Regions from separate parts of the Homo sapiens genome. Here region 1 is linked to region 2. Evidence: chromatin loops called from intact Hi-C (ENCODE). Cell type or tissue: ascending aorta. All regions are shown on one strand. Links, peaks and the distances in the headings refer to the core of each region. The heading gives the core; the rest is flanking DNA. Region 1 overlaps ZBTB20 (zinc finger and BTB domain containing 20). Region 2 overlaps GAP43 (growth associated protein 43).

Region 1 (9,946 bases), core at 1,074-9,073, 600 kb after region 2:
TTCATTAATCAGCCTTATTGGTTATAGTGGGCTCTTCCTATCAGCACATGATATCTGCCTGTTTAGATCCCCAAAGTCTTGGTCAGGTCACAGTGTGTTTCATTTTAATGTTGGAGCAGACAGTTACCTAACACACCCACATGAGGAAGTGCTCTAAGAAGTTACTTCATGCTTTGCCATGCCCTGTAGCTAAAACAATTTGGTACTGAGTGACGTGTGTGTGCTTTTTAACGTGTGTGTGCTGATAAAAATCAGCTTTGGCTCTTTGAAAAGGACCAAACAGTAGATTTTTTTTAAAAAAAATAGGGCACTTTGGGAGGCCGAGGCGGGCAGATCACGAGGTCGGGAGATCGAGACTATCCTGGCCAACATGGTGAAACCCCATCTCTACTAAAAAAAAAATACAAAAACTACCTGGGCGTGGTGGTGCATGCCTGTAGTCCCAGCTACTCGGGAGGCTGAGGCAGGAGAATCCCTTGAACCCGGGAGGTGGAGGTTGTAGTGAGCCGAGATCGTGCCACTGCACTGCAGCCTGGTGACAGAGCGAGACTACGTCTCAAAACAAATAAATAAATAAAATCAAATAAAATGGAATGCCAGACCATATAATTCAAATGCTAAGCATATGCCAGTTTAAACTTTTTCTTCTTTTTTAACTTAAGAGGAGAATCACTATGATTATTTTTAATATAAAGACTATATAGTGATTTATTGGATTTTACTCATTAGGGTTTCAAAAATTGCAGATACTTTTTATTCTGCACATTTTTATCTCCAGAAGCCTATATTCATCAAAAGGATAGCAGCTGCATACTTTCCCCATGAAATGTTAACAAATAAATGGCATTCCTGTTTATTTATCTATTTTTGAATTTTAATGATTAGTCCTTGTGCTAATTAACAAATTCTCGTATTCATAAAATCTGGCACTACATAAATATCTAATTGTGTGATTATCTACACATGTTCTGGCTTTCTATAAATATAGAAATTATCAGTGGATGTGTTCATGGACTTGCCCAACTCTAAGCAGTGGCCGGTCATGCCGCCACATAGGAAGCCAAATTCAGGCCCTGAGCAAACGTGTTACCCCAACATCTGGCAAGGTATGTTGAAGCAGCAGCACCTGGCTAATATTGCTAACTAGTGATCTTTTCTGGCAAAAGAATGACTGGTGTTGATATTCTTTGAATGCTGCTAGCTCCTGGGTTCTTCAGCCTCAAGGGTGGCCTCTGAAGTCTAAATGTTGAAAATGGACATTAAAGCTGGTTTATCTTGGAGGTCACTTTATAAATATATTTTAACAAACTACATTTTTGGTGGGAGACATGTTTTACTGTAAAACATAAGTAAAATAGTATCCTTATCCCTCACTTTCTTAACCAGTGAAGATCTAAGTTACCATGAGAAGTCACAAAGCACTGAAAAGAACCTCTAAATATTTTCATTTGCATGGCTGTGTAACTATTTCAGGGACATTATAGAAATCAGGTATTACCTACATAGAAACAGTTTACCCTCCATCAAGGACAATAAACACTAGCAATCGGACAGGTGTGTACCTGCCAGAGTTATCATTAAATTAGAAACCAAATCTTTAAAATAATTTGTTTCATACTGTGTAAGACATTTTTGTTATTTTATACAATTACTATGGATTATTTACAGTGCTAATACAGTCAGCATTTACATTTGATACTTTACACCAAGCTTTCAAGTCATGTATAGGTGTGTAGGTATTTTACAAAACTTGAAACTTGTAATTTTCTTGAAAAACCCATTTCATACATTTCCATTGCTTAAATAAATTCTAGCATTTTGCATAATCTCCAGGAACTATAGCTAATGTCAAATAAACTAGCAAGATCAATTTTATTCTTTACCAAAAGCCTGAAGGCAATATACATATCTTAGATATTCTAGAGAATACCTGAATTCATGTTTTCCTATTACATAGATATTATACATTAATCATCAAATAATGTTGATGACAATTATGTTTAATATATCAAAATATCCTTGAGCTCCCCTAGTTCTAATTCAGCATAGGCAAGCTGATGAGGCTATGGGAAGAAATATGCTATCTATGATTACTATCATGTATGTAGTAACCACTACAGCCGGTGTTAGAAACAGCATTCAAGGGCTTATAAGAAAAAGGGCTTTTTTTTGTTTTGTTTTTTGTTTTTGCCACTCTAGCTGTTCAACTGTAATAATGAATAAGTGGCATGCTATTTCTGTACTAAACTGTGGAAAAATTATGCTTGACTTTGGCTTCATAACCTCTCTTATACTCCAGGATCAAGCCTTTTGGTAATTCTATAGTTCATTTGAAAGTAATCAGCTTGAGGACATGGAGCTTGCCTTTCTGGAATCTTTTGACACTCAGCTGAAACTCTAGCCTTGGTGTTTTGTAGTTCAGTTAACCAATGCAACCTTTGTAATTGTCTTAACTTGGGGAAAGCTGGCTACTGACTTTCAAGTGAGAATACTGAGACAAGGAACAAGGACTATGAGTTCATTGATTCATCTAGTTTCCAGAGGGAAGAAGAACATATTTTTTATTAATTCTGAATATTCAGTCTTACCTTTGAAACTCTGATAGAAAATGTGGTAATTACAGCATAATATGTTTACCTTCTTGATATTGGAAGTAATTTTGTCACTGAATACTTCTGTGTCTTGAGATATGATGAATTTAATGTTCATATTATGCATTTAAAAGGTCAATCTATTTGAAAGTTTTTATATTACATTACTAATGTAAGGATTTACATTCAACAAATATAAAATTATGGTATGAGGTTGGGGTTATGGGATATCAAAAAGATAGATGCCCAATTGGTTGTAACTAAAAATGTAGAAATGGTAATAATTACGAATCTTATACATAGTAGTACTATTTTTGTTATTGGGAAAATTCTTAATTTAAACTTTTTAAAATGAAACATTTAAAATTATTTAAATTTTAATTTTCTCTAATTTTTAGAAGGCTTTACATTTTTGTTTTTTACTGAATTAGCTTAGATATTTGCCATTTTTACCTTTTCAAAAATTTTCTGTGAATTACTGTTGTAATTAAATTGTGATTTGTTGTTGCAATTCCTTTTATAGTATGAACTTCTTTCCTGTAAATGGAATGTAATTGAGAGAAAATTAATGTTGTCAGTTTGTTCAGGTAGCAACTTAAAACTTAGTTAAAAAAAAAAAAAAGCTATTACTAGCAGAAAACTAGAAATGTTCCAGGCTATGTAATTTTTCTAGTTGATATATATGTGTATGTGAAAACTATGTGGCTTCATTTTAAATAAACAAAAATATCTTATTTAGGCACCAAGACATTTAAACAGTGAGAAAATGTTCCTCTCTTTTATTATTTAAATAGACTAGGCAAATACTTTGTAATGGTGACTTTATAAATTTTTTGTTTTTTTTTCTTCTTAAATACTGGACACATTAAAATTCTTCTTGGCCCAATAAATATACTCTGGTTCTGACCATATTTACTAATTTCTCCACTTCTTGGTTACTTGTACCTATTACCTTAGCTTTAGGTAAGGCAAAAATAACTTACTTTTTATATTAGCCCTTACTTTCTCTAGTTCTCCAAATCAACAGTGATCTTTATCCCCTCACCTCATTTCTAGAAGGGAGACGACTAGAGATGATTAAGAAACAAGTAGAGAGAAGTTGAGATAATGTGAAGGGATAAAGCTGAGGGTACAGGGGTAAAGCTGAGGGTAGCTGAGGGGTTGGTGCTTTTGAAGCTTCTAAACTTAGAAGTATAATGAAATAAAAAGACTTCTTCCCTAACTCCCGTTAAAAAGCATTTGACTTATCTGTACAGCATTAGTTTTTGCATCTCTCTAAAGCAGATCTATATAAATTCCCTCTGCACTCCAAGACAGATTCCAGTGGTACCACCAAAGAAGATCATAGAAGAAAAAGTCAAAACATCTCACATTTCTAGAACATCCACTGCCAGGTTTCCTTCATACCTTTTGCCCTTTAATTCTTGGGTTCGGAGTTGTGAGCAGATTTTTATAGTTGGTGGACAGATTTCATTTGTTTTGATAAGAAGCTTTACCAACAACACATTCCCAAAACATGCCCCCAAACAGCATCACATGCTGAATTAAAATAGATGAAGTGATTAGCTGGATAAGTGTGCGTGTGTTTCCTTTTTAAAAACAAAGTCAAATAATTTGTATGAAACAAAACAAAAAGAACTTTTCTAGCAGTCTGAATGAATTCAGGTTGTTTCACATAATGGCTTTCTGAAACCATTTTTTGTATAGTAATTTTGACCAACACATCCACCTATTCCCTACCCCACTTGCTTTTTCGCTTTCTAAATGTTGGATGAATGTAATTCCTTAATATAAAAATAATTGTGTTCTTATAACACATTCAAAATATACCTATGGATATGAAGATGTGGTACGGCCTATACACAGTAGTTTCACTTATATCACCTTAGTCTGAAAATATATGAATAAAAAACATTTTTAGAAATTATTTTTCTGGTATGTTGAAAGAAACTTTATGGTGTGATACAAAAAGCATTTCCTGGGGAATCAGGAGGTATTAATCAATATCAAAAAGGATTTAAAGTGGTTAAATCTGGAGGTCTGGTTTTTTGTTCTGACTTTGTGACTTTGAGTACATCATGATCTCTCTGTCCCTCAGTTTCCTTCCTGTAAAATGAGGAGAAAGCTTTTTAAAATATTTTTTCATCTTAAAGACTGTGATTTTAAGTAGCTATATATGTAGATAATCTTGCTTGCATTTTCTATCTAAAAGTCACAAATAAATGGAGAAAAGTTAGGGTGGGTAATAAAGGAAGAATAACGGACATTTATGTGGCTTGAGAGAGCACAGGCACTTTAATTTTGTGATGATTTTTCTTAGCTTAACTACATATCATAATGTATTATTGAGTCTGTTTAATGATTGAACGAATGCCATAAACCAAAAATAGTCATTTGTCAGACAAACTGACTTAATTGCCTATGGGTGATTTGGTAAAAGGGCTGTTTTTAATGGAATGAAGTGCAGCATGGTTACTATGGCTCCACTCCTCTCCACTGGCCACTAGATGGAGAGGCGATCCGTGTCCACTGCCTTGCCAATAGCAAGCAGTTCACTTCTGACTTCCTAATGGCAAAGCTGCACTCTATGCCTTTGGACATTTCTATGAATACACACATGACATTTTGGAGAAGTCATCAGAGAATATGTCCTATTTCTATATAGGCATGATATAATATTCATGAAATGCAAAATACTCCTCTTTAGGCCAGTGTTAATGTTGGTAGACCCAGTCGGCCAGTATTACAACTGTGGTGTTAGTTGTCACAATAGGGTCTATTCTGTCTCTTACAAATTTGTCCATTTAGAAAGGACCCTGAAATGAATGTCAGCACGACAGTGCCACCTTGTGTCCCTGTTGCTGTGCAAGTAACTGATGCATGAGTTAGTGAAAAAAACAAACAACAACAAAAAAACAGGACATTTGCAAAAAATTGGCAAATTGTTTCAGGCCCTGATTTCGTAGTAGCTGTACCAAAATTCTATAATATGTTTTAGTCTTTGAAATTTCTTATTACCCAAGAAAAAGTTAGGATGTGTGCACTTTACTACTTTTCTCCTATCAGGGTATATAAAAAATTCTTTAACAATTCTAGGCATAAACAGGGAAGTATTTAATTTAGAATTGGAAATGGAGAAGACAGGGATTGTCAGAGATACTCACTTAAGCTCGGTCATTTCAGGCATTGAGGTGCTCCTTCTTTCACATTCCCACAGCAATTTTATATGCATAACTTGGCAATATCACCTCTCACATTGTATTGCCATTGTTTGTAAGCACATCTTCCAACTAAACCTTGAGCTTCTTGAGGATAGTGTCTGTGTCTTATTCATCCTCCAGAACCTTCTATTGGCATTCAGCACAGAGCTATGCAAATATTTGAGGTCTAAACAAATGATTATGTCTAGCTGGTTTATAACATTCTCGTGTATATATATATATATATGTATGTATTATATATATGTGTGTGTTATATATATATATATAAAATACACATTTCTTTGTTGTAAATAAGTTTGGAGCCTTTTTACTTTGGAAAAACAGCTTCTGATACCACTTCCTGCCTAAACATCCCTTTATAAATTACCTTCTTCCTTTTATCTTAAAATGACCATTTTCTCTTTTTGATTATGAAAACAAGGCATTGCCTATTCACAAGTGTGTATTGTAATTGACTTTGATGTAAAGATAATTTTTAATTCTAGCTTTACAACAAATTTGCTATTATTTGGGGTAACATACTTAAGTTTTTTTAGGTCTACTTCCTATGTATAAAATGAGTGGACTGGACTAGTTGATTTGACAGGATTTTTGTAGGGATTGGGCAAATGTTAGTATTATTCTAGCTGTATATTTAGTTGTACTTTTTAAAGTACCATCATAGTTGAAAATGAAATTGCTAGCCTTTGAAAGTGCTATTTGATATTTCATGTTTTAGAAGAGGAAACTGAGGCAAAGGGGCTTATAGGGGAATGAATTGCAAGTAGGCAGAGTAAATAGTATTATAATGGATGAATATTCCATTTTTTTATTTGTTTTTCACTTTTTTGTTCATTTGTTTTTGGTTAATTGAGCTCCACTCTCCTTCTATTCTTTAACCATATAATAAATAAAGTACAATGAACTTATATAGTAAGATGAACCCACAGGTTGGTAGAGGACTATGGACTACTTGCAGTTCAGAGACTCTCATGCTATTTTGAGTTTGATTCATAGCACTTAAAAATGAATCCTAAGTTTTAAATTTCACACAGTTTTGCATGAAATTTACATCTAGAGGTTTCAGTCCACGTATTACCATAAATACCAGCAAACTTATGACTGGGCAAATTGCACAAACTTTTTAAGAGTTTTCTTATTGGCAGAAATGTGATAATATATATTACCTTTCCTATCTACCTCACAAGGTTATTGTAAGGATTAATTAAGTTAATATATATGAAGTTTTTTTATAAATAGTAAAGTAGTATACAAATATTATTTATTGGCATTACTGCTCTAATTAAAGAAGGAATGGATAATAAAAAACTAAGTCAAAGCAAAACACACAAATTTAAGAAACAGTGAAACGCATGGTGTTTCCTAGGTGATATACTTTTCTGTGCTGGTGGACCCTCTGTAGATGACTTAAAATGTTATCTCTATTTCCCATTTTGATTTTGAAACCTGTAATAATAATGATAATACTTACCCTAAAACTAATATTTTCTTTAGATAAAATTTTTACCCATCATTCATAAATTTTGACAGTAATGTTTATTTAAAAATAGAGGGAAAAAAGTTTAAATAACCAAATATGAAAAAAATTCTTTTCAATATTATCTTACTATATTCTAGTCCAGTGGTTCTCAAACTTTAGTTTACATAAGATATTCTTCGGATTTTTGTTAAAATTCAAATTTCTGAGCTCCATTATTAATGGGTATGGAATGGAACTCAGGCATCCTGAGTTGTAGCTGGCCCACATACTTCAGAAAACTCGACTTTAGTTGATTATTATATGTCGGAATCAGCCAAGGGCTTTTAAAATACACAGATTCCTAGGTTCTACTCCCACATATCTAAAATTGGAGTCTCTAGACTGGTATTTGGGCTTCCATATTTTGCAAAAACTACACCAAAGATCCTAGTAATATTGCAAGGTTTGAGAATCATTACTCTTGTTTCTAGGGTATATTGTTAAAATATATTTACTGTCACACCTGAATTTATCCTCATCTCTCACATTATTCCTTAACTAAACATAATCTTACTTTATGTAGGAGGCCAGAGTTGATACTGCTATATAAGAAAAGTTTAGGCTTGAAAACCGATTAGAACTCTTGTCCTATAATGCTAAAATTAAGGAAGCGAGATATTGCTAAGCACCTTTCACACAAACTGTTTAATTTAATCTTTGCATACAACAACTTTGTTGCATACACTGGTTTTCTGCCTATGTTTTAGATGAAAAAACTGAAGCTTACAGAAAAAATTGCCAAATTCACACAGCTGCTAAGAGTCAAAGCCAAGATTTAGTCTCTGTTCTTTCTATTACATCCTATTATATTTTTTCCTCATTCAGTAAATCTTTACCAGGTTCCCATTGTGTTAAATGATAATGTCTAACTTTTGGCACCACATTAGCCCCTGACATGCTATCATAATTGTTGCTTAGACCATGTAAATTGAGTTTTGAAAAAATTTTTCTATTGCAAAATGGTTTTTAGCTGGATGTAGAATTCATGGGTTCTCAATGGTCAGAAGGGGTCTAAATTGTAGTGATAATTATAGTTAATGAATTGTTAAGGAACTTCGCCTATGGGATCTCTTAACCACCATGCCTTTGCTATGAAGTATTTCTTAACCCTATTTAAAGATGAGGAAAGAAAGATTTAGAATGGTTAAGTGGTTTACCGAAGATTGCAGATCTAGTAAGTGGCAGAACTGGGATTGAATTCTGGTTCACTCTAATTTTCACAGCAAAGTTAACCAGTAGTATATACAATTTCTGACTCTGCTTTGCAGTTATTCAGAATCAGGCTGTTCCTCCATTTGTTGAGCCACTAAATGCTAATTAAACTTTGTGGGATTTAAGTTTGTTTCCTTTGTAGGGAACAAACCAGTTTGCCACACTTAATCAGTCCAGTAATTTCTTAAATCTTGTAAAGTTTGGAATTGATAATGCATAATCCTCTAGGGAAATCAGTTGAAGTGAATAATCTTTTGTTTATATTTATATTTGAGAGTTAAAACTCTTGGATGGGACAGATTATTTGAAGGAAAATTCCAATTTTACCTATTATGACACGCTGTGAAACACAACAATTTCATGGCATATCCATTGTTATTGGTCTTAAAATATTTGGTTTGCATTTAAATTTCAATGAAAGTGTTAACAGCATCAATGCCTCAGTGCTTCATAACATCTAAAAACTGACTCTTGAGCATTCCTGATGTTCTTGTCTGAAAAAAACAATGCCTCATAGTATAAAATGACAGCACATGTATGCAAACTTGTACAATTTCTCACTTATCCTGTATGGATAGCTAAAAATGTAATTTTTATATTTTTTAAATATTTAATAATATGCAAATTATTGATATGCAGTAAAATGCAGTAAGGGCAGTCACAATTTAAAAGAGCTCTAAAATATATCCTTTAGTTGTGAAAATAATCATGATTTTGTAAATTTAGATATGTGTACACTTTTGGGATATTCTTAACACCTCTCTATGTATTAAAAGGTTCATTTTTTTTAAAGGAAGACCCACAAAATCTCTAACCAGGGTTATGGTCTTGTCTTTAGCAGACTTACAAGTTTATTGGAAATTTGGGGTTATATTTCAATTTTCTTCTCTAAGAGTGGTCTTTTCTCAAATGGCATTCTTTTAGAATACTGTCAGAGAAGAGAGAAGAATGAAAACCCAAAGTGAAGAACTTTACCTATACTCCTTTTTCAGATGTAGAAATTAAAACATGATTTTGTAGAACGTCCCCTTTAGCAGCAGAGCATGAATTGGAAAATTTGGTCAGTGATTTATTTAGGCTCCACAGGAAAAATCCTGTAGGGCATTTTTTGAATATCCTAAATTTATTTTGATTTGAGACCAGCTTACAGGGCATGTCTATCTTAAAACAGTTCTCCATTTTCCTGAGAAAAATTCCAGTGGAGCTAGTTGTGGGAGGTGGTATCCCAACAATGAACCATTTGGGGCCAAATAAGCACTTTAACACAACTTACTCCATCCCTTTCCTTAAACCAAAGTCTGTCTTGCCCACTGGGCATGTTTAACTTTGACTGCTAATTTTATTTCCCTGCAGAGGCAAAGGAGGCAGGAAAAAGGAGGGAAAATAACTGATGGCATGTGGGT
Region 2 (9,946 bases), core at 542-8,541:
TTCATGAAGTTTATTATTATAAATAAATAAATGTAATGTATAATATATTAGAAGGCAGTAAGCACCATGAAAATAACAAAATTGGCTGGGTGTGGTGGCTCATGCCTGTAATCCCAGCACTTTGGGAGGCCGAGGTGGGTGGATCACTTGAGGTCAGGAGTTTGAGACCATCCTGACCAATATGGTGGAGCCCCATCTAAATACAAAAATACAAAATTACAAAATTTAGCCGGGTGTGGTGGGCGCCTGTAGTGCCTGCTACTCAGGAGGCTAAGGCAGGAGAATCACTTGAACCCAGGAGGTGGAGGTTGCAGTGAGCTGAGATTGCACCACTACACTCTAGCCTGGGCAACAATGGTGGGACTCTGTCTAAAATCAAACAAACAAACAAAACTAACCAACAAACAAAAATTACTGAAAATAACAAAACTGGGAAAGAGAAGGGGAAATGCTGGGATGAGGTTGGGGTGACAATATTAAACGAAGAGAAAGTTGCTTTGAGAAGGTGATATCTGAACGGAGAGCTGAAGATGGTTAGAGAGTGAACTCTATAAATTTCTAGAGGAGGGAGGTTTTGAGGCAGAGGGAACAGTAAGTTGCAAATTCCCTGCATATGAGCATACCTGTTTGTGGGGGGGGGGGGCGGTGGGGGGCAGCAAGGAAATCAGTATTGCTAGAAAGGACCAAGAAATGGAGAGTAACAGGAGAGGAAATCCAAGTGGTGACCTAGTGGATATGCTGAGAACATGGAGCTTTGAGGCCACTTTAAGGACTTGACTTTTGCTGAAGTGAGATGGGTGCTAGAAAAAGTGAGATGTGCTGAGATTCTGGATATATGTTGAAGGTGGAGCCAATAAGACTTGCTCATAGATTTAATGTTGTCAAAGGAAAAGAAAAAAAGGAATAATTTTAAGGCATATGGCCTAAGTATCAGGAAATGATGGACTTGTCATTTCCTGAGATGAGAAAGACGGGAGAAGGAGTAAGTTCAGAAAAAAAAGACAGAAGTTTGGTTTTCAAGAGATTTAATTTGAGGTATCTATTAGATATCCAAGTTGAGATGTAGAGTAAGCAATTGTCTGGAGTGGGGAGAGAGGTCCGGGCTATAGATGAGCTCAGAGAGATCACCAAAGTCATAAATGTAAATAAAAAAAGAGAGAGAGAGAGAATGTAGAAGAGAAAAGAGGAGAAGACATCCAAGAACTTAGCTGTGGGGTAACTCAACATTTCAAATCAGGGAAATAAAGAAGGAAGGGCAAATGAAACTGAATGGGACTAGCCAGTAGGTTGGCAAAAATAATCAGAATAGGCAACATCCTGGACGAGCAATCATGAAAGTGTTTCAAAGAGTAGAAAGTGATCAACTCTGCGATGCTGTTAATAGGTAAAAGAAGATGAGGCCTTAGAATTGGCCATTGGGTTTTGGCGATGTGGAGGTCGTTTGTGAGTTTGGCTAAAGTTGTTTCACTGGATGGGGAGTTTGGGGAGTGGGTAGGAGGTAGATGTGATTGTTGTGGATTAAACGCAGAATAGGAAGAAACAAATTGGAGAGAGTATAGACAACTCTGGTTGAGAACACAGACTCAGGAGCTAGACTGCCTGACTTTGAATGTGTTTCCCAAATGTGATACCTCAGGCATGTTATGTGTTCTCTGTACTTTGATTTCTCCATCTATAAACGGGGGAGTTCTTACCTCATAGGGTTGCTGTGTATGGATGACACATGTAAAATGCTTAGATTATATGCTCACTAAGTATTAAATAAAACAAACAATCCATATTGTCACTTCTCTTAATTCTTAAAAAGTTGGGGTCCTTGGAAACAAGTTCTATTTTCACTTCTGGAGACTAAACTAATAATAAATGTTATTTGAGCAACTGTGATGAAATTTCTGGAAATGTTGATCTATTTTAACAGTGCTTGATGACAGACTTGCATTGAACCACCTCAAGGGTGTGTCACATTCCATTTCCCAGTTAGTCTAAGGTTCCAGTTTTAAAAAGCATAGTCTAAGGATCCAGAGTATTTAATGCATTTAAGGTTTTCCAAGCACTAATATTCTTTAACTCTGAAAGATCCTAAAATTTTTCTTTTCTGATCACATTGAACTTCTGTGGTAGTTTATGTAAAGCACTTTGAAATCTACAATATTCAAAAGTGTTAAGGCACTGATATTTCCATGCTATAAAAACAGTTCAACTGGCATTTTGTCAAACAGAAGTCTTTATCAACTAACACTTCTGCACTACAATAAAAAGTCGCATTTGTATAATGATCCTGAAGCATTTTATGACAATGATTACTATACTTCTAATGTTGTGTATGTTTTATTATATCCCAGATCTTTCCCATTGGAAACCCAATCATGACATGAATAGCAATTATTAATCAAAATATTTGATAAACCAGAATGTTTCATTCCCCAATTAACACTGGATAGCACAAAATTTACTGTAAATGTGCTGTTCCTTTTCTATCTTGAGGATACGCATGTTGAAAAATAAAAAATAATTATGGAAAGGGAGCAGAAATGAGACTCTGATATACTCACTAGCCCTGTGGCCTAAGATAAGTCATTTAAGTTCTCTTGCTTCTGTTTCCTCATTTGTAAAAAAGGGACAGTGATATCCCTCATCATAGGATCATTGTGAAGCTTAAACAAGAAACTCCATGTGGAGCTTTTAGCAGAAAGCCTGGCACAAGATAAGTAAATGTTATCTGTATTTTGATCATCATCGGTATTATTGTTGCTATTGTAATTATTCTATGGCGAGGGCCTAATAAGTGAAGCCAGACCAAAGACTGAGTAATTCAAAGCTATCAAATATGCATTAGGTTGGCTTCACATTTTAATTAAGGCTTGAGTTAATATTAGAAATATAGAGTCACCATTGTCTTTGTGAGGAAAGCCCGATTAATTATAGAAGCTCAATAGACATACAGGGCTTGTGATATATTCATAAGGATTTATTCCAGATAGATGGCTTCGGGGTGGAGCTGGAAAAACAAGCTATGCTTCGATTTCTGGGCTGCCTGTAACAGCAGCGGCAGCCACTCAGGGTTTCAAGAGACGCTCTCACAGCCTCCTGAATGACTGCTCCCCCCTCCCCTGCAAGTGACGGGGACAAATGGCTGCTGTCTCACCACACATCTCCTCTTCCCATCTCCTCCACCCTCCGCCAGCCCACCGGGCACGTGCCAGCAATGAGCTGCCTGCCTCACTGGGATGCTCAACTCCATTAATAAGCCCTGGAAGGCTGATAATTGGGGATTCGTGGAGCCTGCAGTTTTTCAATAAGCCAGGTTGTTATGGAAACCAGCAGCAGACCTCCATGTCCAAATTATTGATCCTAAACAAAATAAAATAAAATAAAAGTGGGGAGCAGGAAAGGATCATTTCAATCCATCCTCTCCCCTGCCCCGCCCCGCCCCAGCCCCCATCATTTTATTTTAGAAGTCCATTACCAATTTGCACACATGAGACTTCACAACTCTTCTCTCTTTCGGTTTCCTTCTCAGCACTCCCCCACCCCTTTCTTAATTACAACTGAATGTTTTTTCACCTCTAGCAGAAAAATCAGCTGAGCAGGGTACCAAAGGCACACCAGAGTAGACACTCTAAATTGAATTTAACACCATAGCATTAATGCTGTTTATTTGAGCCAAGAAAATCAGCAATGAATATCAATGTGCTTTCCTCACCGTTAAAATAAATAATAATAATAATAATAATTTAACAGGATTTTTTTAAATGGTCCCAGAGTCTCCCCGTGGCTCTTAATATGTATTGTTCTCTAGCAAGACGGCCAAGCCACCACCCAAGATGACTAGCCCTGTGTGTTGAAACCAGGGCCCAGCTCTCAAATTGTCAGAGGAAAGGGGGCAGCATTTCCTTGGACTACTTTTAAAAATTAGCTGACAACCTTCTTACAATAAAAATCCAATTACTCCCTTTGGTTAATAAATTCAGGTATGATGCAAAGAAGACACCTGAGAGGGAGGCCTGGAGAGAACACTAAATGAATCCAGCCTGGAGGCTGCAGTGGGCCTGGAATCGCCACCTCCATCTCTATGTTGAAAAGACGAGGACACCATTGTTTCCTGATCAACTTCCCATTTCATCCCAGCAGAGGGCACCAGTGTAATTCTGTTCCCAGCTGTGGAGGCTGAGTGGAAGGCAGGCGTGTCAGGCGTCACTCTCCAGGAAGAAATGACCCCAGGCAAACTGCATAGCAGTGCAATAGGAACAACTATTGTGATTGGGTCCTATTTTGAAGTTAATCCTAAATCAATTTTGATTTTTTGGTCCTTCGAATATGACCAAAAACTCAGTCTACAAGTAGATTGTTAAGTCACTTTAACAGGTATGCTGAAATAATATTAATATCTTTGAACTGAATTCATAAGTGTGGATTGTGCTTTGTGTACACTTCATAGAGACATCAGAGTCATTCTGGGAGCAAAAATAATATGGTGAAGTAAAAACTTTAACCACCCTCTATTTGCTGTTGGACCAAGACTGAAAACTTCCGACCACTTCAAGGTCCAACATACCCTACCTTCTCCTCACTGGCACAAACTACTAAGGCCGGTATCCTCACCAATGCTTCATCATAATGCTCATTTCTTTTCTTCAGACCCTACCCACTATCGTGGTCTCTGAATTCCTTTGCCACAACTACAGACTGCAGTTTGCAAGCAGTCACAGACTTATTTTGTTCTATACTGGTACTGAGTCTTTTTTGTTTCTGTTTTCTTTTAAGAGCCTTACTTTTCTCCCCATCCAGACTGTAACTTCCATGACAACAGATATTCACTTTTATAATCTACATCCCTCACAATGCCTGTGTAGTGTGGAAATTATACGTATTAATAAGTACAAATTAATTGAATGACAGTAGAATACAGTCCTTGCGATATCTGGGTTTATCTCCTCTATTCTGATGCTAACTCATTGTGGGACCATGGCCAGACCATGCAACTGAATCCCAGAACATGCTTCATCGTTCATTAAAACACAGGCACACACAACTTCTCCTGGAGATTGTTCAAGCATAGTGCATCATAATATTTTTGTGCAGTGGTCCCAGTAGAGTATCTGATGAAAGACAAGGTCATTTTGCCAAGAATATCATCCGTATGCACACACAGTATAACATGTTGCAAATAATCTTAGGAGATGAAAGAACCCTCCTGAAGCCCATCCAGTTCCCAGGCTTAGGCAATTTTTAAGTTTCCTTTTAGGTCTAAGACTGTAGGATTGAAATACAAGATGTGACAAGTTATAGCTGGTATCTACCTGGAAAGAGTGTGTTAGCTATTTCCCTTAAGGTATCCCAACCTTTTCTATTGAATCCCTAGATTGCAGTTTCTGAGGGACAAATTACATGAAGCCCAAATTAACCCTAACATCACTACCTGGTAACCTTGGCTGACTTCCAGGCTCAATCATTACTGATAATGTAAGGACTTGGTAATGTTGCTGAGCTACAAGGTAGGCCAAATAGAATAGACTCTGACTCCCAAAAGAGACTGCAAATCATTATGTGTCTCTCTTGCTGGCCATAAATCATGTCCTATTTGCACGTTAATTTCCTTCATAAAATCAGGTGTAGTACCAAAGAAAAAGAAAGTTCCCCAATAGCTTCAGCTGAAAGGAACAGGAACAATGGTGACTTTCTATTAGGCACTTACTGTGTGTTCAATAAAATACCATAATAGACACCTTTTACACATGATCTATTTAATACCGACAACCACCAAGTTCAGCAATGAGGATATTTTATTTCACAATGACAAAGCTGACGCTGAATTAATGGCATAGAGCTGGTTAGGGACTGGACCTTTGATTCAAACATAGATAGGTCCGATTCCAAGATCGCTCTGATATTTCTCCTCCACTGCAGGCCTCCAAGCAAGAGATTTGGCTAAATTCATGTTTGTTGCAATTCTGTCTATTGTTGCAGTATCCACTGAATAATATATTTGTCTTTTGTATTACTTCGAATACAAAATAGTACTCTGAAATACTTTACTTTGGGTCACCAAGAAACCATTGTTCTCTTTATTTGCTGGATGAAGTAATTTCTTCCACTATTTTACCTGTAGGAAGATGACAGATTATCCATGCTTTTACCATCTTCAATTTTAAGATTTGCCCAGAGGGGGCCAGGCGCAGTGGCTCATGCCTGTAATCCCAGGATTTTGGGAGGCCGAGGCGGGTGGATCATGAGGTCAGGAGATTGAGACCATCCTAGCTAACATGGTGAAACCCCATCTCTACTAAAAATACAAAAAGTTAGCCGGGCATGGTGGCGGGTGCCTGTAGTCCCAGCTACTCAGGAGGCTGAGGCAGGAGAATGGCGTGAACCTGGGAGACGGAGCTTGCAGTGAGCTGAGATTGCACCACTGCACTCCAGCCTGGGCGACAGAGGGAGACTCCGTCTCAAAAAAAAAAAAAAAAGAAAGAAAGAAAAAAAAAAAAAAGATTTGCCCAGAGGATCTTCATATGGGGAGAGGAGAGTATGAGGATCAAAAGTGATTATTTCAGATTATCAGAAGAAAACTTAGGCAAAATGATAATAATTGAGGACCTACTCTATACCTGGTTCTTTAAATATGTTACCTCATTAAATCCTCATCACAACTGTTTAAGGGTAACATTTTAATCTCTATCTTATAGATGAAGACACTGAAGGTTATACAAATCATTAAAACCATGCAGTGAGGAACCTGAGGTTGAACCCAGGACTGTCCAGTTCCAAGACTGTCTCTTTATGAGGTGTTCAAAGTAAAAAAATGTTTCTGAAACATGCCTTGTAATCTGAAACTTCTTATGGAAATAGGCCTACATTTAAAATTGTGAGATTATGAAACTCAATCCTTTTCTTTTCCTGTCTGGAAGCAAGCAGAGACAATGTCTCTTGGTTTGTTGAGGCAGCGCTGGCTGGGGACTGATGCTGCAGAAGGGCTCAGACAATGGTGGGCAGGGGGTGGCGGGGGGGTCTCTCCTAGGGGAGCTGTGCCCCATCTGCCACTTAGATCTGCTCAAAGACAGAAAATCCATTTGTCAAGGAACCCTTTAGGGCCTGCTGTTTGTGAAGCCAAGAACAGAGAGCGCTAGTGCTGGAAGATCCCATAAAACCATCTTTTACCAGCAAGGAAGGTAAATTGGCCTTGGCCATGGCCAGAGAGCTTGTCAGAAACAGAGCTACAAGAAAACCACGGCTGTCTCTTGGTACTCAGCTCAGTCAGTGCCTTCCCCTGCTCTTCAGCGCCCCTCCAGCCCTGCTTCTCCCACACCTCTTGCTTTCTCGCCTATTATTCCTTCTTTCTCTTTTCTACCATCTATTCTTTCTCCACTTTGCCCTTGCTTATTCTTTCTGCCTCCCCTGATCGATTTCTGGTCCTCTTCTGCTTTTTTTCCTCCCACTTTTTTCTCCATTTTCTACCCCATTATTCTTCCCTCCTACTCTCCCTTTTCTCTATAGGAAGTAAAGAATCTCTATCCACATCCCCACCTTGTTCCTCCTAAGGGCCCACCTTCCTTTTTCACATTCTGACCAATTTTCCTTCTCAATCAAATATCCTCATTCAGACTCAGAGTGTCTGGGTGCCTAGGAAATATTTAGAAATGGGTCATGGAAAAGAAGTTGCTGATGTATAAAATTCCAAAGAACTGGGCTGCAAGCAATAAAGATGGACACTTGCCTGAAAAACTCTTAGCTTTTCTTGTGGGGCTTCAAATTTAAAAAATTAAATGGTTCTTTCCCTTTCAAGCTGTTTATGAAAAGAAATCTCTCCATAGGTGCAATCCATATTATTGGCCAGTCAGAGGATGTCTATTGAGAGCCTTCTATGTGCTGTGCTCTATTCTGAGCACTGGGGCTACCATGCAGCCTTCAAGAAATGAAAAGTCTACTGAGAGGGAGAGAAACTGAGGACGACACAGATAAACACAGTCGTTTTAGGCACTAAGAATGCTACGGAGAAAATAAACTGGGTAATGTGATGTAACTGTTGGCATTGGTAGGGGTAGTGCAGTGCTGTTCTGCCCAAATGGTCAGGGAAGACTTGTCTGAGTAAGGGACATTCAAATGGAGACCTGAGTGCCAAGAGGCCAGGGCTAAGAGGTGACCATGGGAAGCTCAAGGGAGAAAGCAAGTGTAAAGGCCCTGGGACAGGAGCAAGCTGTATACATTCAAGAGACCTTAAGAAAGCTATTAGGGCTGGAGAATGGGGAAGAAGGGCTGAGCAGAAGGACATCTGATCAGAAAGCTAAGACGTGAGATCATATGAGGCCTCCTAGGCTGCGGAAGTAAGTTAGATTGTATTCAGATTGCAAAAAGTAGGCAAGCATTGGGAGGTTTTTTGTGGGGCATTGATATGGACAGGTATAAATTCATAGCTTTGTATGAGTGGTTTTTCAAGTAGTCTACTTGAATTTATAAGGAGTGAGCATGGCATTATGGGACCTATCCCTTTTACCCAGCTGAATTGTGTCACGTTGTGATGTTAATCACTGAAGAGGCATTTAGGATGTCAGTCCGCGGAGTTAAATAAGAATTGGCCCCATTGCCCAGGCATGTTTCCTTTTGGGGCACGTGCTTCAACAGAGGCACAAACAGCTATCGTCCACTAGGGCTAAGGAGTGGGAGAAAGAAAGGCGACAGATTTTTTAGAATTTTTGAGACTGATTTCGGCCTTTAACCTTCTAGAAATCTTATTTTTGTGGATATTCCAAAATTGTATAGATAGAGTTTTTTAAATAGTATCCCATCAGAAGGAATGCATTATTTATACAATTATGTTGACACTGGAGTATAACTAAAAAATATTACTGCATTATTAGCCTATTTTTTAAGTTAAAGTACCCATGGATATAATAATTTTAATAATTTGAGGCCAGGGGCACTGGCTTATGCCTACAATCCCAGCACTTTGGGAGGCCGAGGTGGGTGGATCACTTGAGGCCAGGAGCTTGAGACCTGGTGAAACCAACATGGCGAAACCTCATCTCTACCAAAAATCCAAAAAATTAGCTGGGCATGGTGGCACACTCCTGTAATCCCAGCTACTCGGGAGGCTGAGGCAGGATAATCGGTTGAACCCGGGAGGCGGAGGTTGCGGTGAGCCAAGATTGCACCACTGCACTCCAGTCTGGGTGATAGAGTGAGACTCCATCTCAAACATAAATAAATAAATAAATAAATAATAAAAAAATTTCGTTAGTAACCCTGGGTGAGTCACTCAAATTCCATTTTTTTATGGTTTATACTACAAGTCAAATTTTAGAATTTGAGCAGTATCTGTTTGTAAAATAAACAATTCAAGCTAAGTACAGATTGGATGCCTGCCTGAAAAGATGAGTTTTGAATTATGTTGAGTTTTAATCTTGCCAAGATTGAAGACCTTTTGAATTTGGTCTTAAGTTTAAAACAGTAATTTTTAATTATTATTAGTTAAAATGTGAAATCAAAGTTTAACCAAGATCACGAAATAGTTTGGTAGAGGTGTAGGGGATTGCGAGATAGGACCCCAATCCTAGGAACCCAATCCTTGTTAACCTGGCCTCTGCAAAACAACCGCAATTCCCAGAAACTACTGCTGAGATGCTGCTCCATGGAACTCCAGGCTCCAGCAACACAACTCAAAGTTCATTGATTGAGGATTCTAGAAAATAAATTTTCTTTGGGATTATGATTTGTAAAATATCATTTAGAAAATAAATTCTGCATGGTTTTAATACCAGTGGAACTAAAATTAAATGGAACAGTGGTTAGTTGCCTAAAGCCATGTTTAGAAGTTACTCACACCAGTCCTATCTGCGACTACACAATAGGACTGTAATATGAATCAATTTTCTGTTGACCTTATAAGTAATACACAAAATCTACTATATCATCAATATGGGTGCAGTTATCCATACTCATTGTGAAGATCAGC

What was found. Peaks named below come from ENCODE experiments on the same cell type or tissue, not always from the same donor. Only the 100,000 strongest peaks of a DNase experiment are listed, where the experiment ranks them.
Region 1: it touches region 2 in a loop (4-fold over the local background); 32 of 110 quality-filtered maps call a loop at or near these places.

Annotation. Positions count from the first base shown.
Region 1 is chr3:115,087,810-115,097,755 of GRCh38, reverse strand. All of the region lies in intron 1 of ZBTB20 (zinc finger and BTB domain containing 20), which reads left to right. Among named protein-coding and RNA genes, the nearest start is that of ZBTB20-AS4, 7.6 kb to the left of the region's middle. In ascending aorta, for the core only: a CTCF peak has its summit at 5,097 (motif pointing right); DNase peaks (open chromatin) are centred at 5,115 and 5,405.
Region 2 is chr3:115,687,276-115,697,221 of GRCh38, reverse strand. The region is part of intron 2 of GAP43 (growth associated protein 43); the gene reads right to left. Among named protein-coding and RNA genes, the nearest start is that of GAP43, 69 kb to the right of the region's middle. In ascending aorta, for the core only: a CTCF peak has its summit at 4,119 (motif pointing right); a DNase peak (open chromatin) is centred at 4,141.